3 separate regions of the Homo sapiens genome follow, and regions 1 and 2 are each linked to region 3. A link is a contact called in ENCODE Hi-C or POLR2A ChIA-PET data. All regions are on one chromosome and are shown on one strand. The core of a region is the stretch at or near the end of the contact, and the rest is flanking DNA. Distances in the headings are between cores, read along the strand shown.

Region 1 (4,822 bases), core at 1,424-3,923, 1.3 Mb before region 3:
GGTCTCGATCTCCTGACCTCGTGATCTGCCCGCCTCAGCCTCCCAAAGTGCTGGGATTACAGGTGTGAGCCACCGCGCCCGGCTTTAGAATTCTTTCTGGAGGGAAATGCATTGTAATTTCCTGGCTACCTTTTAGTATTAAAAAACTTTTGGAACATAGCTCATTGATAATATGCTATAGAAAGAGAGTCTTAGAGTTTCTCTGTCCAATTAAAGACAATTTCAAAAACCAACAAAAAGGCTTTCTCAGTTCCAGTACTCTTTTGTATTCATTAGATAGGGACAGTTTGGTTCAGACTACACCTGTGTGGGATATATCTTTACTGGTTTGTTTATTTATTTAATTTATTTATTTTTATTTATTTATTTTTGAGACGGAGTCTTGCTCTGTTGCCCAGGCTAGAGTGCAGTGGCGCAATCTCGGCTCACTGCCAGCTCTGCCTCCTGGGTTCACACCATCTCCTGCCTCAGCCTCCTGAGTAGCTGGGACTACAGGCACCCGCCACCACACCCGGCTAAATTTTTGTATTTTTAGTAGAGACGGCGTTTCACCATGTTAGCCAGGATGGTCTCGATCTCCTGACCTCGTGATCCATCCGCCTCCCAAAGTGCTGGGATTACAGGCGTGAGCCACCGCGCCCGGCCTTATTTTTTTTTTTTTGTGAGACAGAGTTTCACTCTTGTTGCCCAGGCTAGAGTGCAATGGGGCGATCTCGGCTCACCGCAACCTCCGCCTCCCAGATTCAAGCAATTCTCCTGCCTCAGCCTCCCAAGTAGCTGGGATTACAGGCATGCGTCACCACGCCTGGCTAATTTTGTATTTTTACTGGAGACAGGGTTTCTCCATGTTGGTCAGGCTGGTCTCGAACTCCCGACCTCAGGTGATCCCCCTGCCTAGGCCTCCCAAAGTGCTGGGATTACAGGTGTGAGCCACTGCACCTGGCCTATTGGTTTCTTTTTTTAAAAAAAAAAAAACTGTTTATGGCACTGTGGAGTCCCACCAGACAAACCATTAACTTAAGAAAATACTATTCTGCTCAGGAAAAAGAAAAAAATCGTAAAAATTAAATTTTGCATACATTTTCTTTATAACATGCATACTGTGTGTACTTTTTTTTTTTTTTTTTTTTGAGACAGAGTCTCGCTCTGTTGTCCAGCCTGGAGTCCAGTGGCACGATCTTGGCTTACTGCACCCTCTGCCTCCCGGGTTCAAGCGATTCTCGTGCCTCAGCCTCCTGAGTAGCTGGGACAACAGGCGTGTGCTACCACGCTCAGCTAATTGTTTTGTATTTTTAGTAGAGATGGGGTTTCATCATGTTGGCCAGGCTGGTCTCGAACTCCTGACCTCAAATGATCTGCCCGCCTCAGCCTCCCAAAGTGCCGGGATTACAGGTGTGAGCCATTGCGCCTGGCTTGTGTGTACTGTTGCCAGTATATATTTCTGTGTAATAATGTTCAGGGTTGTAAACAGAAAACCACATATAATGCACTTTAAGGGAGTATTTGCGGGATTTTCCAGAGAGTATGTTCATCCTGTTGCTCTGTAATGGTCATCATTTTGGGGCTAATGACTGCAGTTGCCGTGATTCAATTATGAACTTCCTTTTTAAGCATAATTTCTTTTTTTTGTTGTTGAGACAGAGTTTTACTCTGTTTCCCAGGCTGAAGTGCAGTGGCGTGATCTTAGCTCACTGCAACTTCTGCCTCCTGGGTTCAAGTGATTCTCCTGTCTCAGCTTCCCAAGTAGCTGGGATTACAGGCATGTGCCACCACACCCGGCTGATTTTTGTATTTTTAGTAGAGACGAGGTTTCACCATGTTGGCCAGGCTGATCTCAAACTCCTGACCTCAGGTGATTTGCCCACTTCAGCCTCCCAAAGTGCTGGGATTACAGGTATGAGCCACCGTGCCTGGCCTTTAAGCATAATTTCTATATAAACATTTAAAATGAAAGTTGCTGGAGTCTATCATGTTCATTATAGCAAATGCATGTCTTATTTTTGTTCCTTTCAAGAAGTTAGCTTCAATTAGGGAAGTTGTCAACAGAGAATTTTAAAATAATTTTTAGGTGAGTTTTCAAATGAAAAGGAAGAGACGTCTGCAAATGTCCTTTACTTATTCAGCTTCTGAAATACCTTACTTTTTATTTGCCTTTGATGTAATTTTTACATTGAGTTCCCAGATTGATTATCTAAAGCAGGAAAGGTAGAACTAATTCATTATCTAAAACAAGAAAGAACAAATTTCAAGTTAAAATAGCAGTGTTTTCAGCAAGAATTAAAAAAACGAGGTTTCACTTTCTCTGTAGAGGAAGAGTGGTGGGGTAAGACATTCAAGAAAGTTGTTCATTCGCATATTTCGAGAAGCATTGAGGTCCAATTGCATAAAAACGTATCTGCTGTCTCTAGCTTTGGCCTTTGAGGGAAGGATATAAGGGAATACTCAGGACAGGGGTAAAAAGAAAAAAGACCCTTAGCACCCGAGGCTTTCAAGATCACTCTTAATTAGTAACTTCCTTCCATCTCTCCTCTTCCCCTAACCCCCAGCGGCCCCCCCAATCTTCATGGGCCACAGGAGACTGTCAGGGTGTTCAGCCTGGTTTCTGTGCCGGGTTAGGTGTGGTGTCATAACACACAGAGGGACCTCAGGAGGACTAACCCTGTGGTCTGTGGATGGTGTGATGCCTCGGGAGCTGGGGTGACTGCAGGGGTGGGTGCCTAGTGGCACAGAGGGAAAGCAGGCAGCAAGTCCAGGGCCGTTATGCCAGCCACAGGTGGTGGGCTGTCTGAGGGAGCAGTGCCTTGCGGCAGTTCTAACCCGATTTCCCATGCCGAATGCCCTGGTGGGTACTTCGGGGGTTTGATAAGAAAAGAGAGTAGTTTCTTCTGTGTTTTCATGGAAAGGAGTTTTCTCACAGGCATAATCTTGAGTGTCTACTCAAGATTTGGGAACATTTCACATGTATGTATTACGGTTTGTGACCAAAGACTCTGGATAAAAGGAGGATTTATATCAGAATTATAGGAAGAGCTGTCATGCTGTACCATGGAGACCTGTGTGTGGGTGGTGAGAAGATTCAACAAGAAAAATAAGGTCTGGGCACTGGCATGTCTGGGTGCTGCTGCGGGCTGGGGAGAGGAGCCTGTTGCATTTAAGAAAGATTTGCCTTTTCATCACCATGTCTCCAGAATAGGCATGGTGCCTGGGGCCCTACAGAGGCAGCTCAGCAACTGTGGAGGGAATAATGGATTGAACCAAGTTCCATCTTGTAAAAAGTTAATATGTGGTGAGTTTGAGTTTTTTTCCTCAACTCTCCATTTCAAACAGAAACCAGAACACTTCTGTGCATGTTTGACCCCATGCAGAACCCGTTTTCTTTGTTTTTCTATGATATGGATGACTTCCATTATTCTCAAACTTAGTTACTAACTTACTGATTTGCCTTTATTGAAAAGAACACAATTATTTACAGTGAACACCTTCTTAGAAAATCTGGAACATAAGGTTGCCATAATTATACACACTTTGTGGTCTTTAAGATATATTCTCAGGGTGACATGAACATGTCAGAGTATAAACATTTTTAGAATTCTTGATGTCTGGTGCCAACTTTTTCCAAAAGGGCTGCACCAATTTACTCTTTTCTTAGCAATGTATCAGTACACGTACCTGTAATAGTGCAAATGTGCCCTCAGTGAGGATCAACATTTTAAAAGTTTTTTTTTAAAACAAACAAGCAAACAAACTGAATTTGGTGGTTACAAAATGGTGACTTATTAAATCTACTGATCACTAGCTGGATTGAAAAAAATTTTTATTTTGCATATTTGTGTATTATGAACTGGCTACATCATAAGAAATGATGGTTTATTTACTTAACTTAGGTTAACTCTTTTCTATCAAATAAAGTGATTTACAGGTTTTTGTCACTGTTTTAAGCATGGGGAAAATGTGTATCAGTTTTGACTGGGGTTTAGGTTAGATTTTGGCTAATTGTAACAGTCGTTTACCTTTCTTTTAATTTTTCTTTTAAAGATGAAAGATCTCTCAACCCATATATTGTCTTCTGGCCAACTACAAAATGTTTCCTTACGAGAAGAAATTGTGAATTAAATAGATTTTTAGAAAATTTAATTTAATTTAATTTTTTTTTTTTTTTTGAGATGGAGTCTTGCTCTGTCGCCCAGGCTGCAGTGCAGTGGCACAATCTCGGCTCACTGCAACATCTGCCTCCCGGGTTCAAGCAATTCTTGTGCCTCAGCCTCCTGAGTAGCGGAATTACAGGCGCACGCCACCATGCCCTGCTGATTTTTGTATTTTTAGTAGAGATGGGGTTTCACCATGTTGGTAAGGCTGGCCTCAAACTCCTGACCTCAGGTGATCCGTCCGCCTCGGCCTCCCAAAGTGCTGGGATTACAGGCGTGAGCCACCGCTCCTGGCCAGTAGATTTTTTTTTTGAAACTATAATTTTTCTTTTAATTAAATAGAGCAGGGTCTCACTGTGTTACCCAGGCTGGTCTTGAACTCCTGGCCTCAAGTGATTCTCCTGCCTTGGCTTCCTAAAGTACTAGGATTACAGGCATGAGCCACCACACCTTCCTGTGAATTAAACAGATTGTATTGGTCTGGGTTATAATGATAAACTGTTCAGTTTCAGGCTGGGCATGGTGGCTCATGCTTGTAATCCCAGCACTTTGGGAGGTCGAGGTGGGCAGATCGCTTAAGCTCAGGAGTACAAGAGCAGCTTGGGCAACATGGTGAAAACCCATCTCTACTAAAATACAAAAAAAAATTAGCCGGGTGTGGTGGTGCCTGCCTGTGA
Region 2 (5,115 bases), core at 588-3,087, 1.3 Mb before region 3:
TTGAGAGTGGAAGAGGACACTAGTGACTATGCTGGGACAGCAGGAGTGAGCCGGGCCTGGCCATGGTCCCTCACGCTTACTTGCTTCTGGTCCTTCCGGGTGAGCCTAGCTTCAGACCCACCGGAGGTGCTGTGTAATAGTCACTTTTTATCCTGGAGGCTTCAAAAGTCAACATGAACTACCCTAATCAACAGTGGGAGTGATGGGGGTGGGGCATGAGGTTAGGGGCCGGGAGCTTAGAGGTAGAATTACTGAACAGCTTTGCTTTGACCAAGTAACCTTAAAGAACTGGTGCTTCTTCGCTTCCCTTACCCCCTCCCATGGTATTTCCTTGTGTTGTCACCTGGGACTGAAGGCAGTGTTGCCCTTTAAACCACTGCTAAAATAGATGCCCTTAGACATTGCCGTGAGAGACAGAGTGGCATTTAGGTAGGTGTAAAAGGAGGGGGACAAATGGAGTTTCCTCTGGCAGGTCCCTGAGATCCCAGGGGAGGGCAGAAGTTAAGAGTCAGTTATGCTTTCCATAGAGCTGCTTTTAACTAGACTTACGCCCTAAAGAACACGCCTAAGAAAGGGTATGTGGGGGTTTTTGAAAATATTCTTTAAGGAAGTCAGACTCTTCTGCTGCATTAATCTCAAACCCACAATTTTTAGGTTAAAAATATTGCTTTCTGGCTGGGCGCGATGGCTCACACTGATAATCCCAGCACTTTGGGAGGCCCAGGCAGGCGGATCACCTGAGGTCAGGAGTTCCAGACCAACCTAGCCAACATGGTGAAACCCTGTCTCTACTAAAAATACAAAAATTAGCCGGGTGTGGTGGCAGGAGCCCGTAATCCCAGCTACTTGGAGGCTGAGGCAGGAGAATAGCTTGAACCCAGGAGGCTGAGGTTGCGTTGAGCCGAAATCGTACCACTGCACTCCAGCCTGGGTGACAGAGTGAGACTTTGTCTCTAAAAAAAAAAAAAAAAAAAAAAAAAGCTTTTTTTTACCTGGTACATTGGTACATTGGTACATACATTCGTCAGTTTTCATTCTGTATATGTGTGTTAGTGAGAATTAACCAGTTTAATTAATTGGGCACTATTTTCTTAACTGCCATAAGTTATTATTATTTTTAGCTATTTAATCTTGTTAATGTCAGTCCCCCTTGATTTGCCTTTTTTTTTTTGAGACAGAGTCTCGCTCTGTTGCCGAGGCTGGAGTGCAATCTTGGCTCACTGCAACCTCTGCCTCCTGGGTTCAAGCGATTCTCCTGCCTCAGCCTCCTGAGTAGCTGGGACTGCAGGTGCATGCCACCACACCCGGCTAATTTTTGTATTTTTTGCAGAGACGAGGTTTCACCATGTTGGCCAGGCTTGTGTTGAACTCCTGACCTCATGTGATCCACCCACCTTGGCCTCCCAAAGTGCTGGGATTACAGGCGTGAACCACTGTGCCCGGCCTTGATTTGCCTTTGAACTCTCTCTTTGGCATCTCTTTGGGATAGATTCCAAAATCTTTGGTGTGGGACCTGAGGCCCTTCACAGGCAGACACTAAGCCCCCTTCAGGGTGCCAGTTCAGCCCTGCTGTGTCCTGGGCCTTGCCCTGTGGTGTGCCCATTGTTGCTGGCCTCTGTCACTTCCATACACTTTATCTTGCTTGGTATACACCATTCTGTTCTTGTCCATCTGGGGAATCCGTTGGTCCTTCAAGTTCTGGCTCACAGGTTGGCCCCTCTGAAGCCTCTTGGCATCGCCTGGAATTCTGTGAGTACTTGCTGCACTTGGCCGCTGTGGCCGGGTGTGCTGCTGCTACGGGCTTACATGCCTGTCCCCACTGGCCTTCACTTTCTGTGCAGGCCAGGGACTGGAGCTGTTTAAATCCCAGCTCCAAGCACAGGCTGCGCCTATGGCAGATGCTCAGTAAACGCTGAGCTGAAGTGAATCTGTGTATTTCAGTAAGAGAAAAAAAAAAGAGCTGAGGATGCAGCCGGTGACCGGAATGTGAATTGGGCTCTATTGGTAGTGTACCCGAGGTAGATTATTTGTACTCATTGAGTCTTTATCTTACCTGTAAACTGATGAGAACAGTGTATAGTTCATTGTCAGGAAATATGCAGAGTTACAGTTGAGCTTTGTTGGAAAATTTAAAAAAGTGGAAATGAGAAAACATTTTAAGCTGTAAGATAGCATGTGTGTATAAACTAGTATTATTTGTAGGAAAATATGCCAAATAGAATGAAGTATAGGCTTCCTCAGTGGGACACTGGATTTTCAGATTGCTTCTAAAATGCTGTCCTTGACGTGAACTTTCCATGTTATCCTTTTTTTTTTTTTTTTTTTTTTTTTTTTTTGAGATGGAGTCTCACTCTGTTGCCAGGCTGGGCGTGATCTTGGCTCACTGCAACTTCTGCCTCCCGGGTTCAAGTGATTCTCCTGCCTCAGGCTCCCGAGTAGCTGGGACTACAGGAACGTACCACCACGCCCGGCTAATTTTTGTATTTTTAGTAGAGACAGGGTTTCACCATGTTGGCCAGGATGGCCTCTATCTCTTGACCTCGTGATCTACCTGTCTTGGCCTCCCACAGTGCTGGGATTACAGGCGGGAGCCACCGCGCCCGGTGGTTATCCCATGTTTTAATGCGTGCCATGTGATTGTGGTAGTCTCTAGTTGGACAAGTTGCTCAGGTTGTGGTGTTTGCAGGAAGACCTGAGGTGCTGTAACTATCAATTCATATCCCCCTAGATATTTCTCACTCCCTTCCTTATGGATTTTGTATTTTGCAGAATCAGAAATGGTTACATCTTTATTTTTAAGCAGGAGCATGTTTGGCATTGTACAAAGCACACATCATAGCAAGAAACCTGTATCACCATCTGCTGTGACAAGTTTTGAAGAGGATTCACTCTGGTTTGAATTTTATAGGCTTTCCTGTTGAGTACACCAGAGATGAATGCTCACGGTATTACACAGAGGATTAGAACTGCCCTTTCTTCTTAATGAAGGTGAATAGAAACAAGGGCTTGGATTCTGCCCCTCTGAAGAAAGCTGACCCTTATCCATTATCTGAGTCTTTGTGTAGCCTCCCAAGTTTTCTCTTCATTATGGAATATGAAAGCACAGGACTGGCTGTGGGGGATCAAGACCCAAAGTCTGATTAGACAGGAGGGATGTGGAAGGCAACAGGTGGAATTTTCTAAGATGTCAGTATCGGTGGAGAGAAAAGGCAGGTATCTTAGGTCTTGGTAGGCACAGGTCTGGGCATTAAGAGCCTTTATCAGCCTGCAGCGTGGTCAGCCGAAGGGAGGACAAAGTCAGGGACTGTAGATGCAGATAGGAGGTAGAGTTGGAGCAGGAGTGGCCCTAGGAAACAGCAGAGATTCCCGTTTTCATCCACCCCTCCCTGTGCTTCAGGAGGGTTCGCAGGAACCTGTGTGTGGCTGCAGGCTGACAGAACCTGCATGCAGTTTACTGCTGGTTAAATCAGAGATGCTGGGCTAGACCTCCTGGAAATTTTTAGTAGTATCCATCTCTCATTTTTCCCTTGGATTTTGATAATCCTGCAAAGGCAACTTTACTGGATTTATAGTGTTCTTGTCTCTGCCTTTCTTTCTGTTTTCAGCCTAGCTGAGATTTCCTTTTTATTTGTTTTTTTTTGTTTTTTTTTTTTTTTTGAGACGGAGTCTCGCTGTCGCCCAGGCTGGAGTGCAGTGGCACTATCTCAGCTCACTGCAAGCTTCGCCTCCCGGGTTCACGCCATTCTCCTGCCTCAGCCTCCCAAGTAGCTGGGACTACAGGCGCCCGCCACCACTCCCGGCTATTTTTTGTATTTTTAGTAGAGACGGGGTTTCACCGTGTTAGCTAGGATGGTCTCGATCTCCTGACCTCGTGATCTGCCCACCTCGGCCTCCCAAAGTGCTGGGATTACAGGCGTGAACCACCGCGCCCGACGAGATTTCCTTTTTAGAAAAGGACTCTTAAAACTGCCACCATCTTCTCCTGTTTACCTTCAGAAGAACTTTAACTTGTGGGGAATTCATATGGGTTTTGTGTTACGGCTGGAGCCATTAAGTAATTACCTGGGACAGAGTCACTAACAGTAGTGTAATCACAGACTCTTAAAGCCATGAGGTGCCTTAGAAGTTATCTAGTCTAGCCCTGGTCAGTTCTGCAAATGAAAGCCATTGCTGTGGCTCCTGGGAAGGACTCTGAAAACTGAGTCCAAATCAGCCAGGATTTTAAGTTTCAACAGCCACTGTTGAGTTATGCTGATCTCCTGCCTTCATATATTCCAAGTTACCTTTTTGTTTTTCTCCTGACTATGTGATGCGTTGATTCTGTAGCCCTAGGTAATACACTAGGGGAAAAATGGAGACAGAAAAGTCAAATTCTGCTTTCCTGTAGATCAGCTGGTGTGTGAGGACTTTCCCTAGCACATTCACTTCTTCCTTAAGAAGATAATTTCGTGCCGAGCGCGGTGGCTCACACCTGTAATCCCAGCACTTTGGGAGGCCGAGGCAGGCAGATCACAAGGTCAGGAGATCGAGACCTTCCTGGCTAACACGGTGAAACCCCATCTCTACTAAAAATACAAAAAATTAGCCGGGCGTGGTGGCGGGCGCCTGTAGTCCCAGCCACTCGGGTGGCTGAGGCAGGAGAACGGCGTGAACCCAGGAGGCGGAGCTTGCAGTGAGCTGAGATTGCACCACTGCACTCCAGCCTGGGCGACAGAGCGAGACTCCATCTCAAAAACAAAAAAATAATAATAATAATTTCGTAACTTGTATCATGTTCTTCCTTCCTCTACAGAGGAATCATGGAAGCTCAATTTCTGACCTAAAAAAAGATGCAGTGAATTTCTTTTTTTGAGTCAGTGACTGTTGTTTTTTTTTTGAGACGGAGTCTCGCTGTCGCCCAGGCTGGAGTGCAGTGGCGTGATCTCGGCTCACTGCAAGCTCTGCCTCCCGAGTTCACACCATTCTCCTGCCTCAGCTTCCAGAATAGCTGGGACTACAGGCACCCGCCACCATGCCCGGCTAATTTTTTTTTTTTTTTTTTTTGTATTTTTAGTAGAGATGGGGTTTCACCGTGTTAGCCAGGATGGTGTTGATCTCCTGACCTCGTGATCCGCC
Region 3 (4,877 bases), core at 365-2,864:
CTGGCAAACTGGATTTAGTAACTGAGACACTGCCAGGGGCTTGGTAGAAGTCCTCTAATGTACCAGACCCAGCCCTGACCCCCACAGAGCCCAGCCGAGCACTAAAAGGTGCAGAGGCCGAGCTGAGCACCAGGGGAACACTGACCCCAGGGCTGACCGGTGCTGTGCGTGCACTCTACAGTTTACAGACGGCTCACATTTACTCGATCGCATCTGACCCTCTCCTGCGAGGCCTTCCTCAGATTCTCCGTTCCCTAAAGTCATCAGTTGTGCCTTCTGAAATCAGAGCAAAGTAATAAAACTGCAGTAATAGCGTGTTCTTATGAACGCTGTGATGTTAGCTGGTTAAATGAGGGAGCCCCCAGGGTCTCCCACACTGCCCCGACCCTGTGTGCCTTCTGGTCCTGGCCTACCCTCCACACCTCCTGCTTCTCTTCTTTCTCCTCCTCCCGAGGACCCAGGGCCTGGGGTTGACCTACTGTGGGACTCCAACGGTGACCTCCTGGAAGAAATGCCCGCTTCTTCCTTCCACCCAGTAGTGACCCCTGGCTCGCTCACGCTCACGCAGCTAACACAGGCAGCAGCCGGAACCTGGAAGCTCCTGGGGTGGGAGCCTGTCCCCTCCCAGGCCCTTCCAGCCCGAACTCCGGGAAGGAGCTACATTCATATGGTAATTTCTCCCAAGGCTGGGAGGGGGAAGGGGCCTGGCCCGGGCCTGACCACTTTCCTGAGGCTGCGCCCACTGGGCCCTCCAAGCCAGCTGGGCTCCTCGGCTGCATCTCTGAGGGATGGTAACAGACTACAGTGCAAACTGCCTACCGGCTGGCTGGGCAGTGGGTGCCCAGATGCGGGCCAGGGCCTTCGCTTTACAGGCTGTGTGGTGGTTTAAAGTGGGCACTTTCATGGGCACACATTTGTGTTACAGTTTACTCGTGTGTGTGTGTGTGTGTGTGTGTGTGTGTGTGTGTGTGTGTGTGTGTGTGTGACAGTCCAGAAACATGGTAACTTATAGCTTCCCCAAGACGTTGGCCCTGGGAGACCTGCCCACCTGGGGGCCCCAGCACTTCCAGCCTCCCCCAGGAAGGTCTTGTCTCCCTTGGTTTGAAGTTGGCCCCAGGGAAGAATCCTCTCAGAAAAATAAAAGTCACTTCCCCCAGCCTCAGCCCAGCCTCCTTCCAGGGGTGAGTTACACCAAACTCACCCTCTCCCTCCCCTCCCACTTCCTCTCTCACGCTGCAACTAGCTGCAAGTGGCTCACCCACCCAGGCCTGCCAGTCTACCACAGAAAAGACACTCGAACTTTGCATTTCCCCTTTCTGACTTGTTCTGGGCTCCAACAGGCAAAGGAAACTGGAAGTCAGCAGCCAGGACCCAGCTGCAGGCCCCCGGGGTCACTCTGCGTCCCCACCCCAGCCCCACCCATCCCTGCGTTGATTCAATGTCCATTCATCCTAGTTCATGGAGCGAGGCCTGGACTCAAGATAAAACAAAGGGGGCTTTGGCCTCCTGGGGCTCACAGTGCCCGGTGCCGGCGAGACAACCTCAGAGCACAGCACAGAGAAATGGCTGCGACACGGACTCGCAGCACCTGGCTGGCCAAGCACAGCAATGCACCCCCACCAGGCCTGGGTCCCTCAGCAGACACATGGCTTAAAGGCTGGTTGGCTAAACCACATGATCTTGCAATTACCCAAGAGAAATGAAAACATGTTCACACAAAAACCTGTAGACCAGCACTCACTGCAGAATTCTTCACAACAGAATTATGCCAAAAAGCAGAAACAACCCAAATGTCCATCAGCAGATGAAGAGATACACAGTGTGGTCTATCCACGATGGAATATTATTCGGCCATGAAAAAGAATGAAGCACCAGCACCTGCTACAATGTGGATGAGCCTTGAAAATATTCTACCAAGTGAAAGGAGCCAGACACCAAGGCCACATACTGTACGATTCCACTTATACAAACTATCTAGAACAGGTGAATTCATAGAGACGAAGGCAGATGAGCGGTGGCTAGGGGCTGAGAGCCCGGAGTTGGGAATGGGGATTGGCTAATGGGGGCAGGGTCTCTTTTGGGGATGATGAAATGTGCTGGGATTAATGGCGATGGCTGTGTAACTGTGATGGTTAATTTCCTGTGTCAGCCGGGCGCAGTGGCTCATGCCTGTAATCCCAGCACTTTGGGAGGCTGAGGCGGGTGGATCACGAGGTCAGGAGATTGAGACCACGGTGAAACCCCATCTCTACTAAAAATACAAAAAAAAAAATTAGCCGGGTGTGGTGGTGGGCACCTGTAGTCCCAGCTACTCGGGAGGCTGAGGCAGGAGAATGGCGTGAACCTGGGAGGCGAAGCTTGCAGTGAGCCAAGATCGCGCCACTGCACTCCAGCCTGGGCGACAGAGCGAGACTCCGTCTCAAAAAAAAAAAAAAAAATTTCTGTGTCAACTGGACTGGGCTATGGGGCACCTAGGTAACCGGTCAAACATTATTCTGAGTGTGTCTGTGAAGGTGTTTTTGGATGAGTTTAATATTTAACCCTTTTACCTTTTAGAAAGTTCAGCTCACTGCCAGCACTCACTTAATTTTACATAAACACGCTCTTTGAGGCTGAAGCAAATCTGACTGGATGCTCTGTGTGAAAATTAAATATAAAAACTGGCCAGGCGTGGTGGCTCACGCCTGTAATCCCAGCGCTTTGGGAAGCCGACATGGGCCAATTATTTGAGGTCAGGGGTTCGAGACTAGCCTGGTCAACCTGGTGAAACACCGTCTCTACTAAAAATACAAAAAATTAGCCACGTGTGGTGGCAGGCACCTTGTAATCCCAGCTAAACTCAGGAGGCTAAGACTGGAGAATCACTTGAACCCAGGAGGCAGAGGTTGCAGTAAGCCGAGATCGTGCCACTGCACTCCAGCCTGGGCAACAGAGAGAGTCCGTCTCAAAAAACAAAAAAATTAAAAAGAAAAAAAATTTTTTAAATTGTTCCTGCAGTTATTTCTAAGCAAAACAACAGAGTCATCTGAGTCGTCTATTCTGGAAAAATCAGATTCATCAAATGAATCTTCAGCCAACAACTGATCAAGAACAATGTTAACATCACTTGTAGGAATGCTGTGTTCTCTAGGATTTGACATTTTCAGCGATCGAGAATTACTATTTTTTTTTAAATTTTATTTATTTATTTATTTTTTGAGATGGAATCTTGCTCTGTCGTCCAGGCTGGAATGCAATGGCGCGATCTCGGCTCACTGCAACCTCTGCCTCCCGGGTTCAAGCAATTCTCCGGCCTCGGCCTCCCAAGTAGCTGGGATTACAGGTGCCTACCACCACGCCTGGCTAATTTTTGTATTTTTAGTAGAGATGGGATTTCACCATGTTGGCCAGGCTGGTCTCCAACTCCTGGCCTCAGGTGATCAGCCTGCCTCAGCTTTCCCAAGTGCTAGGATTACAGGCATGAGCCACCACACCCAGCTGAGAATTACCATTTTTTTTTAAAGGAAATACCACTACTAAAAATGGAATGCTATAAACAGAATGATGTCTTTTGTTTCCAAAGTCGATATACTAGAGTGATGTGAAAATAATAATAAAAGCAAGATACTTCCCGGCAAATTTATCTTGGGGTGAACGCTGCAGCCACAAGCACTGCTGGTGAGTATTCTCGGGGCAAACAGGAAAAGGGTGCAATCAGGAGCCTGGGTAAAGCAGACTGTGTGCTCTGATGGGGGTGGGCCTCACCCGATCAGTTGAAGGCAACAGGGCTTGGAACGCACACTCCAAGATACAGTGCCTTGGCATAGTAAATATTTTCAGCTGAAGGAATTTAAGAAATGGCAGGTCCAAGAAGAACTCACTGACCTGCCCCTTCTCTGAAGTAGATCATAAGCCCCTCACGTAAGAGGTGCCCTCCCTACACCCAGCGGAAAGGAACAGCCTCATCTCCAGAGACAGAGGATCTGAGAGGGGCCCCAGTACACAGGTCTTGCCGAGACCCCCACGGGCTCACTGTTCAGCTCATCTTTTGTTGCTCTGTCACAGTTTCCCACGACTTTCCACTCTTCATCAAACCCAGCATAAAAACGCTCAGGCCTAGGCTAGGCACAGCAGCTCACACCTACAATCCCAGCACTTTGGAAGGCCAAGGTGGCCAGATCACTTGAGGTCAGGAGTTGAAGAACAGCCTGGCCAACATGGTAAAACCCCATCCCTACTAAAAATACAAAAATCAGCCGGGTGTGGTGGCACACGCCTGTAGTCGCAGCTACTTGGGAGGCTGAGGCATGAGAATGGCTTGAACCCAGGAGACAGAGGTTGCAGTGAGCAGAGATCATGCCACTGCACTCCAGCCTGGGCAAAAGACAAGCAAAAGAAATAAACAAAAAAACTGCTCAAAACAAGCAACAAACAAATTTAAAAAACAAGCAAAACAAATAAAAACTGTTCAGGCCTAGGCCGGGCACAGTGGCTCACACCTGTAACCCCAGCACTTTGGGAGGCCAAGGCAGGAGGATTGCTCGAGCCCAGGAGTTTGAGACCAGCCCGGGCAACATAGTGGGACCCTGTCTCTACAAAAAATAAAAAATTAGCCAGGCGGGGTGGCACATGCCTGTAGTCCCAGCTACTTGGGAGTCTGAGCTGGGACTTAAGAGTGGGTTCAGAGCAGCTCCCGGGGCCGGCAGCTGGGCCCCAGCTTGAGCCCAGGAAGTCAAGGCTGCAGTGAGCCGTGATCGGGCCACTGCTCTCCAGCCTGGACGTGCGACAGAGTGAGACTTTGTCTCAAAACAAAACAAAAACCGCTCAGGCTAACGGTTTCTCTGGGTCTTCATTTCCTTATGAAGGCTCGGTGTCAAGTAAAACTTACTTGAATTGTT

Evidence for each region. A loop is a pair of places that touch in the nucleus more often than their neighbours do. ChIA-PET counts read pairs that join two places held with the same protein, here RNA polymerase II (POLR2A). Pooled maps may share reads with other maps.
Region 1: a map with no recorded cell type shows a loop between it and region 3 (11-fold over the local background). The contact joins two enhancer-like sites. A Hi-C loop is called at or near these places in 1 of 37 single-sample maps with no recorded cell type and 3 of 50 pooled maps. POLR2A ChIA-PET finds 5 or more read pairs at or near these places in 1 of 52 experiments (activated T-cell).
Region 2: a map of OCI-LY7 shows a loop between it and region 3 (5-fold over the local background). The contact joins two enhancer-like sites. A Hi-C loop is called at or near these places in 1 of 168 maps with a recorded cell type or tissue (OCI-LY7), 1 of 37 single-sample maps with no recorded cell type and 3 of 50 pooled maps. POLR2A ChIA-PET finds 5 or more read pairs at or near these places in 1 of 52 experiments (GM12878).

What each region holds. Positions count from the first base shown.
Region 1 is chr17:78,772,967-78,777,788 of GRCh38, reverse strand. The region is part of intron 1 of CYTH1 (cytohesin 1); the gene reads left to right. Among named protein-coding and RNA genes, the nearest start is that of CYTH1, 6.9 kb to the left of the region's middle. RefSeq lists an enhancer at 2,719-3,220. Within about 2 kb of position 2,673, at least 12 of the 41 ENCODE cell types and tissues checked have a DNase peak (open chromatin) inside an H3K27ac peak, as active enhancers do.
Region 2 is chr17:78,730,298-78,735,412 of GRCh38, reverse strand. All of the region lies in intron 1 of CYTH1 (cytohesin 1), which reads left to right. Among named protein-coding and RNA genes, the nearest start is that of CYTH1, 49 kb to the left of the region's middle. RefSeq lists an enhancer at 1,527-1,586 and a silencer at 4,351-4,430. Within about 2 kb of position 1,837, at least 10 of the 41 ENCODE cell types and tissues checked have a DNase peak (open chromatin) inside an H3K27ac peak, as active enhancers do.
Region 3 is chr17:77,462,163-77,467,039 of GRCh38, reverse strand. The region is part of intron 3 of SEPTIN9 (septin 9); the gene reads right to left. Among named protein-coding and RNA genes, the nearest start is that of MIR4316, 68 kb to the right of the region's middle. RefSeq lists enhancers at 1-282, 283-1,034, 986-1,115, 1,716-1,775, 4,454-4,653. Within about 2 kb of position 1,614, at least 26 of the 41 ENCODE cell types and tissues checked have a DNase peak (open chromatin) inside an H3K27ac peak, as active enhancers do.